2 separate regions of the Homo sapiens genome follow, and region 1 is linked to region 2. A link is a loop called in an ENCODE intact Hi-C map of the cell type or tissue named here. Cell type or tissue: breast epithelium. All regions are shown on one strand.

Evidence for each region. A loop is a pair of places that touch in the nucleus more often than their neighbours do. Peaks named below come from ENCODE experiments on the same cell type or tissue, not always from the same donor. Only the 100,000 strongest peaks of a DNase experiment are listed, where the experiment ranks them.
Region 1: a loop joins it to region 2, with 9 times the contacts of the local background. A loop is called at or near these places in 4 of 110 quality-filtered maps.

Annotation. Positions count from the first base shown.
Region 1 is chr1:29,377,530-29,385,529 of GRCh38, forward strand. No RefSeq gene overlaps it. Among named protein-coding and RNA genes, the nearest start is that of LINC01756, 31 kb to the left of the region's middle. RefSeq lists an enhancer at 2,008-2,302. In breast epithelium, no CTCF peak of the experiment used is centred here; no DNase peak of the experiment used is centred here.
Region 2 is chr1:30,118,647-30,126,646 of GRCh38, forward strand. No RefSeq gene overlaps it. Among named protein-coding and RNA genes, the nearest start is that of LINC01648, 85 kb to the left of the region's middle. In breast epithelium, no CTCF peak of the experiment used is centred here; no DNase peak of the experiment used is centred here.

The DNA of each region.
Region 1 (8,000 bases), 740 kb before region 2:
TAGTTACTCCTGCTCTTTTTTGGTTTCCAGTGGGATGGAATATCTTTTTCCACCCTTTCATTTTCAGTCTATGTGTGTCCTTATAGGTGAAGTCGATTTTTTAATTTATTTTTTTCTGAGAGAGAGTCTCACTCTGTCACCCAGGCTGGAGTGCAGTGGTGTGATCTCGGCTCACTGCAACCTTCACCTCCCTGGTTCAAGCAATTCTCTTGCCTCAGCCTCCCGAGTAGGTGGGATTACAAGTGTGTGCCACCACGCCTGGCTAATTTTTTGTATTTTTAGTGGAAACGGGGTTTCACCATGTTGGCCAGGCTGATCTCAAACTCCTGACCTCAGGTGATCCACCCACCTTGGCCTCCCAAAGTGCTGGGATTACAGGCATGAGCCACTGTGCCCAGTCTGAAGTGGATGTTTTTTAAGGCAGCACAAACTTAGGTCTTTTTTCTTTATCCATTCAGCCACCGTATGCCTTTTAATTAGAGAATTGAATTCATTTACATTCAGTATTATTGATAAGTAAGGACTTACTGCTGCCATCTTGTTGCTTGTTTTTTTTTCGGTTGTTTTATATATCTTTTTCTTTCTTGTTGACTCACATTGTGATGAAATTATTTCTTTGGTAGTATGTTTTAATTTATTTTTTGCTTTGTGGTTACCATGAGGCTTATAAAAACATCTAATAGATATGACAAATTATTTTGAAGAGATGACAACTTATCTTAGATCACAAAGGAAAGGACAGAAAAAAAAGAACAAATGGGAAAAAACCTCTACATTTCAACTCCACCCCGAATTTTGATGTTATGTTGTCCAAATTTACATACTTTTATATTGTGAATATCTCAACAGGTTGCTGTAGCTATTATTATTTTTGATAGGATTTATCTTTTGGGATTCACAGTAGAGTTAGGAGTGGATTTCACAATTCATTTCCACCACAATTACAGTATTAGAGTATTTTGGGTTTCTGTGGAGTTAATTTTACCAGTTGGTTTTATATTTCAAGTGTTTTCTATTTGAATGTTATTTTTATTTCTTTCAGATTGAAGAACTCCTGTTAGCAATTCTTGTAAAATGGGTCTGGTGGTGGTGAATTCCTTCAGCTTTTGTTTGTCTGGAATAATCTTTATCTCTCCTTCATATTTGAAAGATAACTTTGCTGGATACTGTATTCTTAGATGGCAGTTTTTTTTTTTTTTCTTTCAGAACTTTGAAAATGTCACCCCATTCCCTCCTGGCCTGTATGGTTTCCATTGAGAAGTCTGTTGTCAGACAAATTGGAGCTCCTTTATATGTTATTTGCTTCTTTTCTCTTGCTGCTTTTAGGACCCTCTCTTTGTCCTTGACCTTTGAGAATTTGATTAATATGTCTTGAGGTAGTCTTATTTGGGTTGAATCTACATAGTGTTCTCTGACTTTCCTGGAGCTGGATATTTATATATTTCTCAAGTTTTGGAAAGTTTTCTGTTATTGTTTATTTGAATAAGCTTTATACTTCTTGCTCTTGCTCAACTCCCTTCCTTGAACACCAATCATTTTTAGATTTGGTCTTTTGAGGTAATTTTCCATGTCTTGTAGATGATCTTCATTCCTTTTCATTCTTTTTTTCCCCTCTGACTGTGGATTATTTTTAAACAGCATGTCTTCAAGCTAACTGATTTTTTTTCCTCTCCTTAATCCATTCTGCTGTTGAGAACGTCTAATGAGTTTTTCAGTTGAGTACATGTATTTCTCAGTTCCAAGGTTTCTGTTTGATTTTTAAAAAATTTCAATCTTTTTGTTAAATTCCTGTGATAAATTTTAGAATTGCTTTTCTGTGTTATGTTGGAGATCACTGAGTTTTTAAAAAACTGCTATTTTGAATTCTTGGTCAGAGTGTTCACATATCACTGTCTTATTAGGGTTAGTTACTGGTTCCTTGCTTTTTGTGTTTGAATAGGTCATGGTTCCCTGTTTTGCTTTTGTTTATTGCGGATATATGTCTATGTCTTTTCGTTGAAGGATTAGTTATTTTTTGTAGTCTTTTCTGGCTGGCTTGTTTTGGTTTTTATTAGATACTCTTGCTCAGAGAGTTTGTAATTTACCTGTTGATTTTCTTTGTTTTTTCCCCATTCTGTTGCTGCCTCTTTTTGACACTAGATGGCGCCTTAAGCACATGCTTGCCTTGGTTCTAAATAAGCAACTAGAGCGCTGCGTTTACTGACTGGGGAAAGGTCCCAAAGGGGAATACCCGAGTAGTGCAGGAAGCCTGGCTAGGGGTTCATGCCCTGGGAATCTGTGGAATGAACCTCCTACAGCATGGTGCTGCTTAATGGCCACTCTGATTTGGTGTTTCCTTTGGCCGAGTTACTAAGCAGAGTTTCCAGAATTGGGGATGGTAGTCCTGCCTCCCCTCTTTGTCTCTGACTGTTTGCAGGGATATTTCTCCCTTCAGGCATTCCTGAGACTTCTCATGGATTGAGGCAGGGACACATCTTCTGCCAGGAAACCAAAGATGGTGGGGAAGTTGGTTGTTTACTTCAATCTCACTTTTTCTGGTGTAGAAAATGTGAGTCTTGGGGAAATTTTCCATGCACTTGGTGCTGGGCAGTTTGGGAGAGGGGTGTTATGGATATGGAAGTCCAATTCTCTTAGCATCTACTCAGAGTTTTTTTGCTTCTCATGGCCCTGGGAACTGTCTCCTCTTTATATGTGAATTCTGGGATATTGCTGGCGATCATCTCAGTGCTGTCTAGTTCTTTCTGGTTTTCTATGGAGGGGGAGTGAAGCCAGCTTGCTACGACACCACCATTTTGGAACCAGAAGCCTGGAAGTTTTTTTAAAAGATTCCAACCCAGGATGCTCTCTGAGGCAACTCCTAGCCCTGTGACCAGAGGACCTTCTACTCTACGGGTTGCCAAACTTGTTCTGCACACTTGTCTGTGAGACTTGTCAAAAACACAGATTCCTGGACCACAGAATATAACTCTCCAAGCTGGTGGCCTGGGAGTGTGCCTTTCCCCAAAGCTTTCAGAATAATGTAGATTAAGGTAGTCTATGATTCAGACTTTGGGACTCACTACTCTAACCTTAGTGTTCCTAACTTATTTTTTTAAGGAGAGGAGGTCCCAGTCATATCCAGTGTTCATCAATATCCAGCTCTCCTCTCCTTCCTGGGTACATGGCAGCCTATACTTTCCAGCTTCCCTTGTGGTTAGGCAGACATTATGACTAGTTCTGACTAATGGACAGTGAGTAGACTTGACATGTGAAACTTCTGAGCTGAAGCAGTGAAAAGCCCCTGCAGGATCTTCCAGCTTTCCCTTATTCTTTGTTAGAGATCATGGAGGCAGCATGTTGACACAGTTGGGACATAAGATCAAAGCAACCCGGATAACTGGGTTAACACATGGAAGACAGCAGCGTTGGAGAATCACCTGATTTTCAGTGCAGTTTGTGAGAGATAAAGAAATAGAGAGAAACTCCTAGCCAGTGAGATTTGGGGCTGTTTGTTACTATAGCATAACACTAGCCTACCCTGATTAATACTGATCTCTCTGAGAATCTGGTGAAAACTATGGATCTTCTCCTTAGGAAAATGTGCACTTCCATATAATCATAAAATTTAGGCTACCTTCAGCTGGGCATGGTCGCTCACGCCTGTAATCCCAGCTACTAGAAAGGGTGAGGCAGGAGAATTGCTTGAGCCTGGGAGGTGGAATTTGCAGTGAGTTGAGATTGTGCCATTGCTCTCTAGCCTGGGCAACAAGAATGAGACTCCATCTCAAAAAAAAAAAAATTTAGGCTACCTTCTTGGGGTTTCTTTTCCTACCTCAGCTCTAGGAATTATTATTATTATTATTTTTTAGATGGGGTCTTGCCCTATCACCCAGGCTGGAGTGCAGTGGCATGATCATGGTTCACTGCAACCTCGACCTCCCGGGCTCAAGCAATCTTACCACCTCAGCTTCCTGAGTAACTGGGGCCACAGGTGCACGACACTACACCTGGCTCGTTTTTTTTTTTTTTTTTTTTAACATTTTTGTAGAGACGGGGTCTCACTGTGTTGTCCAGTCTGGTCTCAAATTCCTGGACTCAAGCAATCCTCCCACCTTGGCCTCCCAATGTACTGGAATTACAGGCATAAGCCACTGCACCTGGCCCAGATCTAGGATTATTGACTCATGTCACTGCCAATTCACACTCTGTGACTTGATTTATAATAATGGTGGTATTCTCCCCCATCACTGCTCTTTGTCCCTGCTCTCCTTCATTGGTGGCCTTTGGGAGCTCCAGCTCTCTGCTCCGACTCCTCGAGTGTGTGTCCAAGTGGCCGGAAGAATGAAGGGCCTCATTTATGAGCACCTACCCTCCTTCGAAGGTATATGGGAATATAATTAGAGTTATATAATTAGGAATTATATATAATATATTCGTAATATTAAATTTGATTAAATTTCAGGGGTTTTGACCTCCCTGAATCGTACCCTCTCATTCATAAATCATGGATTAATAACCCCAACTCTTACCCGAGGCCAGAAAACTCCCAGAGGCTCATGGGACATTTTCCGGGACCTCACACATGTCTACTGAAGGATTTCCTACTCAGAAGTGGAGCCCCACCTTTGAACCCCCAGGCCTGATAGGGTTTCCTTGCCCTACCTCAGTGGCATCTACAGTCAAAGCTTAGGCTTGGCAGACATTGACATTTGCAGTCAGGATCTGCCACTTATGTTCCCGCCTGAGGCTTAGTTTCTGGGACTTCAGCTGTTAGAAAAACACCAAACTTCTGAAGACCCAAGATGCCTTCAGTCTGGGTCTCCGCTTTCGCCTGCAAGGGGCTGACTTCCAGCTTGGCAAAGGGGAGAATCCCTGAGTCACTGAGTTCTGGATTCAAGAGATGGATCAGACACTTGCTAGATGTGTAGGTTTGAACAAGTCACTTAACATTTCTAGGCCTCAGTTTCTCCATCCATGAAATGTGAATATTGTATTAGATGATCCCTCCCATGTCCACACATCTTCCACTCTAACTAAACCAGGCAGGTCTCTACTCTGGAGACCATCCCTACCTCCCCGCCTTTGCGCATGCCAATTCGTCTGCCAAGAGAGCTCCCCCCTTTCCCATCTCCATCTCTCACTTTTAAATATTCCCTACATTCTAAGGCCTGGTTCAAAAGCCATCAAAGTCTCCCGTGACTCAACTAGAAGGACTGAATAGTCTTGTGGCTACCCTTCATTTTCTGCTGTTATCTCTGTATTTCCCAGGCTCTCCCAATTAGAGAAAGCCAATGTTTATTGAACACCTACTATATGCCAGATTTTGTGTAATGTGCTTCACCAGGATCCACTTTTGATTTTTCCCAGCAACCTGTGAGGTAGACATGATGATACCATTTCACAGAGGTGGACGTGGAGGCTTAGGGAGATCAGGTGAGTCATCACAGGTAGGGACCAGTAAGGGACATTTGGACCTAGGACTGTCTGCCTCCCACGTGGGGGGTCCCTAGTGCAGGGGCTGCATCTTGTCCCTGGTGGGCACCCTATGGGTGCTTGTTGAGGGGCTGGTGGGTTGTACCCGCCTCCAGCTGCCTGTGGCTCAGAAATTAGCAGGTATAACCATGCGGCTCTGGGCATGGGTTTGATGATCAAATGCTGGGCAGGTCTCTCTCCTTTCAGCAGTTCCAAAGCTCAGACAAGAGGAGAAGAAACCTGTGCTAGGTGCAGATGCATCCCCCTCCGCCTCTGTGTCGCTAAGGGCATGCGGGTGGACTGCAGAGTGCGTCTTGGCGGCTGGACTTGGGAGAATTAACTTCTCCACTCAGGGCTTACATTTCAGGCTGCTGTGAGCAGAGGCAGGAGGTGGTGGAGTGGAGCGGAGCGGGAGGTGGGGAGGGGAAGGTGCGAACTCCCAGCCCTGATGCTCCGGCATCTGTGGCTTCTCTGCTGCCTCTCCCCATCGCTCTTTCTCTGTGCTTATTATTCTCTCCCCCATCTCTTCAGTCTCACTGTGGCCTTTTCCATCTTCCCCAGCTCGTTCCTCCATTCCTCTGCCTGCGTCTGTTGTGACATGTTTCTCTCTCTTGTCTCCCTCCGCCTCTGCCTGAGAGTGTGTCCTGTGAGCGTCCCCCTCTCTCTCTGAGATTGTGCCTCTTTCTCATTTATATCCTCTCACAACGGCTCTCTCTTCGTGGATTTGTCTGTAACTGCCTTTGTATATTCGTGTATCTGATTTTTCTATCTTTATCTCCCGCTAGGCATTTCTTATTCTGTGTTTTTACTTCCTAGTGTGAATCTGTTTTTTCTCTTCCTTTCCCCCTCTCCTACCTCTTCATATGTATGATCTCATCTCCATGCCCCCACCTCGCACTGTGTGTGTTTCTCTCTTTCCTTCCTTGTGAGTGTGTGTGGAGGGTGCACTTGGTGTCTTTGTGTGCTAAAGGCTTTCTTGATGTCTCTTCTCTGTTTCTCAATGAATCGATGGAATCTCTCTCCCTCTCTTACTCGCTTGCTCCTCCCACCCCATATTTGCTGCTGGTACCAACATGGAAATCTGGGAGACTCAGATGGGAGGGCCTTGAGTTCCAAGGAAGGGGGAATCAGCTTTCGGGCAGGCAGGCAGCTCTCAGCTGGGCATCAGGAAGGAAGGAACATGTTGCAAATCCAAGGGGGACTCTGAGTCATCTCATCCGGGGCAGCGGGAAAAACACTGGACTCTGAGCCAGAGAAACAGAGTGGGAGCCTGGAGCCTGCTTCTTCCACTTCCTGTGTGACCTTGGGCAAGTCACCTAACCTGTCTGACCTCAGTTTCCTCATTAGTAAGATGGAGCTGTTGTAAAGATTAAATGAGTTCATTGCTATAGAACTGGAAGCCCAGTGCATGATGCAGGGAGTGCAATGAAGAGATGGATGAGCCAGGGTTCAAAAGCTTCCCCCAAGTGGACAAAGGCCCACAGGAGGATGCTGGATGGAGGAATTGCTGGAGGTCAAGGAAGGAGCCAAGGAGGTGTCCTGGAGGCAGGTGCAGAGGACAGGCTGCGGGAACATCAGACAGTGGGTTGGGGTCATGGGGGCAGCAGGAGGTTGATGCTGGTGCCTCCCTCTTTAGCCCAGACCCCCTTTCCCACACCCCAGGTATTCCCAGTCCCTCTCTCCAGGGGGGGCCACCACAGGGGCTCCTCAGAGGTAGAAAGCTGGAGACAACGCCTGCCAGGGCTGGCAGAGTGACCAAGGCCCTGGACTCCAACCTGTAGTTCGGAGGGAATCAGAGCTTGTGCTGTAGATGCCTAGCTGGGGTTGCCTTTCTGCCCCTGCCCAGTGCCTAGGGCTGGGACAGACGTGCTCACTCACGTAGCAATTACTCACTGAGCCCTCGTTTGTGCCAAGGGTGGCAGTGCAGCAGAGGGTTCAGTCTAGTAGGGGAGACAGAGACAATTCAAGTACCCGCAAGACATGCAGATGACCACACGTGGTAATGAAGCGTATGGGGTGTGATGAGCACATAGGATCCAGGGTCTGACCTCACCTGGAGGTCAAGGTGGGCTTCCTGGAGGAGGTGATTTGGAGCCAAGAACCCAAAGGCTGGGAAGGAGCTGACCCCTGCTTGAGTAAATAGGGTGGGGAAGATAATTCTGTTGTAGTTATTTATTGCTGCATAACAAACTACTGTAAAATTCAGTGGCTTAAAACAACCATTTTATTTTGTTCATCATGTTGTGGGCCAGGAATTTGAGAAGGGCTCAGCTGGGCCACTTGGTGTCAGCCAGGAGCAATATTGGGGCTGGAGGGTCCCTTCCAAGATGACATCTTCACTGTTTGGCATTTTAGTGCTTCTTGGCTCTTTCTTCAGATGGCATCTCCTCCAGAACCTTCTGCATGCCTTTAGCTTCCTCACCAGATGATAGCATCGTGATAGATGGAGCTCTTACATGGAGGCACAGGGCTGCAAGAGACTGTAAACTAAAAATAAAATCCCAAGCCCACAATCAACTAAAGGGACCCCCTCTTGGCCCAGGGACCCC
Region 2 (8,000 bases):
CTGTGCAGAAACACCAACCCCAGGAGATATCGGAAATGGGCTCAGAGCTGCAGAGATGAGGACTGGGACCCTGTTCCCCTGGCCAGTGGACACTGGCGTGGAAGGACAGTAACAGTAACTCCACACATGTCCACCGAGGTTTACACAATGTGTCCACACAGAATGGATGAGCCCATTGGAGGAGGCGGCACTGAAATCCTGGCTCTTTGTCCTAAATTTTCTATTGATTCATAATATTTGTACGTATTTACGGAGTACATGTGAGATTTTGATACTCTGCCATTTACCAGCTGTGTGGTCTTGGGCAAACCATGTCTCCTCCTTGGAGCTGGGGTTTCTCATCTGCGGAGTGACCCAGCTCACAGGACCGTGGTGAGGAGTCACTGGGATAAGAATTCAACTTTGTGACTGGCACATCGTAAATCCATAGCCAGTACCCAAGTGTTATTAGCCCCACTGTAGAGGCACAGACACAGGGACTTACAGGTGGCCGGTGGCCCGCCTGGGGGGCTGCAGTGGGGAAAAGCATGGTCTGAAGCCAGAGCCCTGTGACTCCCAGGCCAGTGCTCCATCCACTGCATCCTGGGCTCTCAGGAGGAGGTCAAGAGGGGACTGCCTGGTATCTCCCCAGGGGAGCAGAGATCCCAGAATCCCCACATTCTTCCAGGGATCCAGCTTCCTGAACATGTGTCATCAGGTGGGCCCCAGGATGCCCAGAAGGGTGGCCACTCTGCTGAGGACACCGAGGGCAGGTGTCCTTGGAGGGGAGCTGAGCCAGAACATCATTCCTCACATTCCCACTGTGCCTTAACTAAACTCTGCCTTAATTTCCGTTACCACAGAATGCATGCGTGCATGCTTGTATGAACGAGTGAATTCAAATACATCATTCTATCTGGAGGAAATGGAGTCTCAGAGAAGTCAAACGATTTGCCCAAGATCAAACATTCTGGTAGGCCAGAGGAAGCTCAAACCCCAGCCTCTGCCACTAAGGTCCATGCTCCTCCCTAGCCCTACACTGCCCTGCAGAGCTTGGGTCAGGAGTTACGAAAGGAAGAGGCCAGCATGGGCTGGAGGCATCAGGGAGGGCTTCCTGAAGGAGGGGGAGCCCAATCTGGGTCCTGAAGAACACACTGGAGAGGAATAGCATGCAGGGAGGGAGGCACAGCCCACAGTTTGCTGCCCCCAAATCTTTAGGACTCAGGCCTGGATTTCTCCACCAGGAGGGTCAAGGTCTTCCTGGAACAGGCTCCCCAAGACCCTCTCCTCAGAGCAGGTGGAGCTGCATCCAGGCAGGATGGGAGGCAGCTCCCAGGTAGGGGGTGGTGTGTCGGGTAGAGCAGGAGCTGCTGGGAACCTCCTGTTCACTTGGTTCCCGGCCCAGGTGTGCTGGAATGGGAGCGGCACCCTTGCCCGTCTTCCGTAAGGGGGACTGTGGTCTCACAAGAGCCTCTGATGAGGCCATTAGACCACATTCCATCAGCCAGTCAGCCCCACCAGCCACACAGACAATTGCTGCAAAGCGCCTCATCAGCTGAGAACTGTGTAACCAAAGGGCCCTGAGATTTCCATTGCAAATTCCCCATGTGAGCCGCAGCTTGCAAAGGTAAGAATCCCCCCATTATGTCCACAATTGGGACAATTAGTCCATTTCTCTTTCCTGTTCCTGTAATGAGCCTGCAGAAGCAAAACAACATCAGGCGGGTATGAAAATACACATCAGCTCAGCTGCAGAGGGGTATTCTTAAGACTATTTTGGGAGCCAGATGCCTGTGTGCGTGGGAGAGGCATCCGTCCTCTGCACAGATCAGCTTTCCAGATGTAGGCCCAGGAAGCTGAGCCGGCAATTCTTTGAAACCTCGAGTCTTTTCCCTCTTGTCTCCCCTCACTCCCTTTGGCTGGCATTTGGTAATGCCAATGAAACGCAGACCCTGAGGTTGGCACCAGCGATTTGGAGATGGCCGAATGCCTCCCTAAATATTGTGGCCTAGGCACCTCGCTTGCCTGACCCTAGTACCAGCCATCCGCCTGAGTCATAGTCCCCACCCTGGGAGGGACTCTGAAACCTGCAGTGCCACCATTCTGTATGTAACACATGTGTTGACCACCTACTATGGGACAACCACTGTGTTAGGGGAATCAACAGTAAGCAAAACTGCCACGGTCCCTCCTGGAGCTCAGTCTAGAGGAGACAGAGACTAATCTAATCTAGAATCACACGAAGCAGCGTAAAATGATAGGTGCTCCAAAGGAGAGGCTCAGCATGCGTGAGAGCACTTGAAGAGGGGATTTCAAGGCAGGCCAGGAGGGCATCCCTGAGGATGTGATCCCCTCGGCTGCCATCTGAACAACGAAGCAGAGTTATCAGGTGAGCTTGGAGCTCAGAGAGAGTGTTCAGACCAGGCAATAGCACATGAAAAGGCCCAGCGGCTGGAGGGCTCTTGGCAACCACAAAGAAGTTCAAGGCCTGTGTGGCTAAAAGGCAGGGAGTGGGTGGGAGCCTGCAGAAAGAGCAGGACCCAAGACTGTGCAAGGGTCTCAAATGCCACTTTAAGGATTTGAGTCTTCATCCCAACAGCAAGGAGACAGTGGAGGGCAAAGAGGAAGCAAGGTTGATGTGATCAGATCTGTGTTTCCAAATCAACCCTTAAGCCACAGCACAGTGGACCAAGATGGAGACAGTGTTGGACAGTGTGATCTGAAGGTAGGAGCATTGTGGCTCATCCTAGAGGGAGAAGGACAGCTTCCGGGAAAGAGGGGACGGGAATGATGAGTGTCGGCATCTGTGGGGCGTTCATTTAGCTATTTGACACGTCATTATTGAGCACCAACTGTATGCTTGATCCCGTATTCAGTGAGGGAGTGACAGGATAAATAAGAACAACAAAGTCATTGTCCGCAAGGATCTTACAAGGGGAAGCAGATATTTCCCTGATGTTTCAGGAAGGGCCAGCTCACTGAGAAATGTCTGGGCTGCTGTGATAATCAGCTCTTATTGGATGAGAGAGAAAAGACCAGCCAGGGATGTTTGGATATGAACCAATCACCCCAAATAAATCAAGGGGACTTGAGGAAAGGACACAGGACAGAGTCAGGCCCTCCAGGACTGAGAGTCACCCAAGCCTGTCTCCCCCTCCTTCCCTGTGCAACCCCCTGGATGGTGCCCTTCAAGGTGGGCTCCCACAACAATTCATTTTGCATCGTGGGTCAATATTTCCCAGAGCAGGAACCTGAGTGGGCTCAACTTGGCTGATTGCACAACAGGAGGCTCCCAGGAACTCTGCAATGTTAGCTTCCCCTTCCCCACTTTGCAAATGAGCAAATACAACATCAGAGAGGTGAAGACATTTCCCAAAGAGCTACTAAGTAACAATGTCCTGGTGTCCAGGCTGGTGATGACATGTGGGAGCCCCATCATGAGCATGGAGGAAGCCATTCATCCCGACCTTTACTTTGATGACAAGGACAAGCTCCACCTGACGGCAGGCACTGCTGAAGCAATAACCCTAGCAATACCCATTTAGAGCCTCCTGGGTACCAGGCACAGGCTCTAAGCCCTTCTATCTACTGATTTACTTCATTTTCACAATAACACTTTGGAGCATATTCCAGTTATATGTTGCCACTGTGATGGTGTGCTGCAACCATGAGAATGAGTAGCTTCAATCAATGGGTACTGATTGAGTTCCCAACTCTTTGAGTGGGCTGGACAATTCTGCTGCATTGGTCAAGCACTCTCCGTCTTCTGAAGTCAGCTATTACCTCATCTGTGTGTTGGCTTTGCTGATGTTGCCTGGCTTTCTCTCCTATCTGAGGGCCTTGTGTAGTCTTTGATTATCCAGCAAGATGGCCTCAGGTTGTTTAAACAGAGATGTCAAATTTCCAAATGGGGGAGTCCCTTGAGGTACAGGCTTCAAATCGACACCTACACATGCAACATAGTCTATTGGCCAAAGCAAGTCACAGGACCGTGCATACTGAGGCAGTAGTAAAGAAACGCCACCTCTTCATAGCGGAAGTCATATGCAAAGATGGGTAGGCTACTGGGGTAGGCATCATTATAATCAAGCTACTCTCCAGACGAGAGCACTGAAGATCAGAGAGATGCAGTGGCTTGCTCAAGACCACACAGCTACCAAGGGGGCATGGGTGAGTTTTGTGCCCAGGTCTGTGCTCTTCTCCATGGCTCTGCTGCTTCTTGAAAGCTGTGAGCAAACTACAGACAGAGAAATCCAGGGCTGGGAGAACCTCGAGCTTCCAGGATCCTGAGCAGGAGACTCCTGGGGTTAAGGGAGACCCTGAAGCCCTAGGGAGGACTCTGGCAGCTGGAGGAGAAGGGCCTTCCTCTCCCAGAGGGGCAGAGGGCCACCTGAGCAAGTGTCAGAGCTTGGACATTAGGCCCAGCTCTGTTGGCAAAAGGTGAGTCTGGATTAAACTCATTCATTCATTCATTCTCCCATTTATCCATTCATCCACTCAGTAAACAACCTTGGAAGAGAATCCTCTTGACATATTCTGCCCTGGCATTGTCTTCTACTGGTCATGCCCATTTATTCTTTAACAGTCAGTTCAAATGTCTCCTCCAGGAAGCCCTCCCTGATATGCAGAGTTAGTGCCCCTTTCCTCTCCTGCCCACACACTTTGTGTTTTTGCTGCATCCTGGCTGGGAGGGAAGGAGGGAGTCTGGATTGTCACTGCTGATTTATGTGCCACTGTCCACTCCCAGGGTCCTGTGAGAGAGCCAGTCTTGGGCAGGCCAGGGTCCCACCTTAATCACCTCCTCTGTCTTCCCCAGGGACTGCAGGTTCCAGGAGAACAGTGTAGAGCTCTGTGCATCTCAGGGACTGTGGCTTGTTGGGGTCTAGAACACTGCAGGTCACAAAGCAGAATCTAAAATACTGGATGGAAGAAAGAAGGGAAGGAAGGAAAGAAGAGTTAGAGAGAGAGAAAAGGGAGAAGGAAAGAAAGAGAGGGGCCTTGCTTCCTAGGCGTAGCATGAGGGAAGGAGACAGAGAAGAAAATCGCAAATTTGGAGGTTGTGAGAGGTGAGGGAAGCAGAAACACTCGAACATTAAAAATGGTCACATCGTGACCTCTGACATTTTGCTCAATCAGGAACAAATCACTTAGTACTGCAGGTAGATCTGAGAGCTACTCAGAGTTTGCTCTCAGAAGAGCTTTCTGGAATGAAACATTTCTCCCGGGGCCTGCCTCATGCTGAGCCACATCCAGCCCAATTCCATGGGTCAGAGAGAAATTTTTTCCAGTACCTCTGCCTGGGCAAAAGAGCAGAGGTCCTGATCTGAGGCTGGGTTTGGGTGGCTGCTCCATCCAGCATGTGACCTTGGACGAGTCACTCAAACACCCAGAGGACCCGGACAGTGGGAGTCTCTCCCTTCCTTTCTTGCTTCTCCTCCACACCCTCCCTGGCCTCAGGCCATCTTTAGGGTGGGGTCCTATCCTCTTCCTGGAAGTCATCTAGACTGCCCGTCCTCTAGACTGGAAGGTTGAAAGCCAGGCTAGAAGGTCAGGCCAGCTGGGCTCAATCCAAGCTGCCCTCCATTCTAGGTCCTTGCTGCCCCAGAAGGTGACAGCAGCATCCACATCAGTGGGGAGATGTAGGCTCTTGTGCCCCACCCCGGACCTCAGGTGAGCCTGACTCTGCACTTAACACACACCTGAGGTGCTGGGTGCATACTTTAAAGTGTGAGGAGCCCTGGTCCAGCTGGTGGGGGAGACAGAGCTGTCAGAGGCCTGCAGGAGGGCTGCAGGGACAACCAGGCCTGCTTCTCCCCAGAGGGACCCAGCGACTGCCAGGGTGACTTTGACACGCACAGACACATCTCCACATGGGAAAGAGCAAAAACTAAGACAAACACACTTCCTGGCTCTGTGACTTGGCCCCATCACCCCACCTCTCTGGGGTCACAGTTCCCTCCCCTGTAAAATGGGGATAATAACAGCCCCTTATCCCAATTATCCTAAGGGTGGAGGGAAGTAATTTGCATAAAGCTGGGAGTGGCGAGGCCTGGTGGGGCCTGCCCCTCTGTCCTCTCTGCAGGAACCTCCTCTGCCCTACATCTCCCTCCTTCTCTGGGGCACTTCCCAGCCTCCCTCTCAAGTTTCCTTCCTGCCAACCAGGACTTCCCCAAATCTGGCATTGGTTTTTCATCATCATCTCTTTTCCTTCCTGGTCCTTTTCACGGCATGGAATTATTTGGTTGTTCATTTGCTCATTTTGCTTGGCTGCTTCTGCAGTCAAGAGCCTCGTGGTGGCAAGGACCTTGTGGGTCTCAGTCACAGTGTGTCCCCATCCTTAGCACAGAGTTTGGCACATAGAGGAGCCTGATCAATACCTGCTGGATGGAGGGATGAGGAGTGGGGCTGGGCCGTATCAGTCAGGATGGTGAAGTGCATAACAAACAGCCCCCACATCCCAGTGGCTTCACCCAGGAAGAGTTGATTTCTCTCCCAGGCAAAGCCCAGGTGGCTGCTGCTGGCCTGGGGCGTTTCCTCCAGGGGGTGGCTCTTCTGAGTAGTGATGCAGGGATCCAGACTCCTTGATCTGGGATGACATCATCAACATGCATGGCCTCCAGGGGAATCAAGGAAGGAGAAGTGAGTGAGGAGCAGGTGTCCAGATGCTTAACCACCTCGGCCAGAGGTGTCCACATCATTTCCACCCACATTCCACTGGCCAGAGTTAACGGTGGCCCCACCTAGATGCAGTGGGGCTGGGCCAAGTCATCCCTGGCTGGGCAGCCCCTGCCCAGCACTGGCCCTGCGCTGTGAAAGGGGAGTGTAAGGCCCTGGACAGCAAGCCTGTCTCTGCCCCTCTGCGGTGGTGATGGACGATGCCCTGTCACCCTGGGCCTCCTCCTGAGGCCCCTGCTTTCCTTTCTCTGAGCCTCTGGCTGACAGGATGTCTGGTCAGGAGGGGAGCGGGGAAGGGTTCCCAGGGCTGCCTCCACACTGGGCTCAGAGATGGGGGAAGATCTGGGCCATTCCAGCTGATTGTGTTCAGAACCTTCTGTGTCTGCCAGGCTGCTAAGTTGGTGCCATCTGCCTGCATTCCCAGCACCAAAGCCCTGGCATAAACAAGTTTTATTTTATGGTTCTTAAAGAAAGTTTAGGCAGAGGTGGGGAGAGAGGGGAGGGGGGCCTCAGAATGATCTAGTTCTCTGGGAGCCAGAGTGTCATGTCCATCTGCATTCTGCCAAGGGGGCTGAGTGGAATTCACGGTGGGCAGAGGAGGGTTGAGTGGCCTGGGGGATGACATTACTGTGAATTCCTACCTCCCCCATAGACTGGGGCTCCTTGGGCCTGAGTCTTCTTGTTCCCAGTGTCCAACCCACGGTCTGACCCGGAGCAGGTGTCAAACAAACTCCTGCTGAGTAAATGATTGAGGGGAAGAATGAGCAGTGGTGAAGGGCAGGGTGGGGAGAGGCTGACTGGGATGTAGTGGGAGGCCAGGTAATTTCTGTGTTAAGCACTGTAATGAATTATCCAATGGGAGGAAGCCTGGGGTGGCCTGAAAGATCCCAGCCTCCTGGGATGACAGAGTAAGCAGGACCTGCAACTTATTTCTTCAACAAGGTGACACGATGTCACTTCCATGATTTGGTTACAAAAGACTGTGACTTCTGCCTTGCCGGCTGATTATTTATATTGCCTTCTTGTCTTCTGGGTTTTGGTGAAGCAGGTTGCTATGTGGGAGACACTCCCGTGGCAGGGAACTGAAGCAGCCTCCAGCCAAGAACCAGCCAAGAACTGAGGCCTGCAGCCTATCAGCCCTCTAGGAACTGAGTCCTGCCAACAAGTGCAGGAGCTTGGAAGCAGATCCTTCCCCAGTCGAGCCTTCAGGTGCCATCCCAGCCTAAGCTGATACTTGTATTGCAACCTGTGAGAGCCACTGAAGCACAGGATTCAGCTAAGTTGTGCCCAGATTTCTGCCCCACAGAAACTGTGAGGTAATAAATATGTGTTGTTTTAAGCCACTA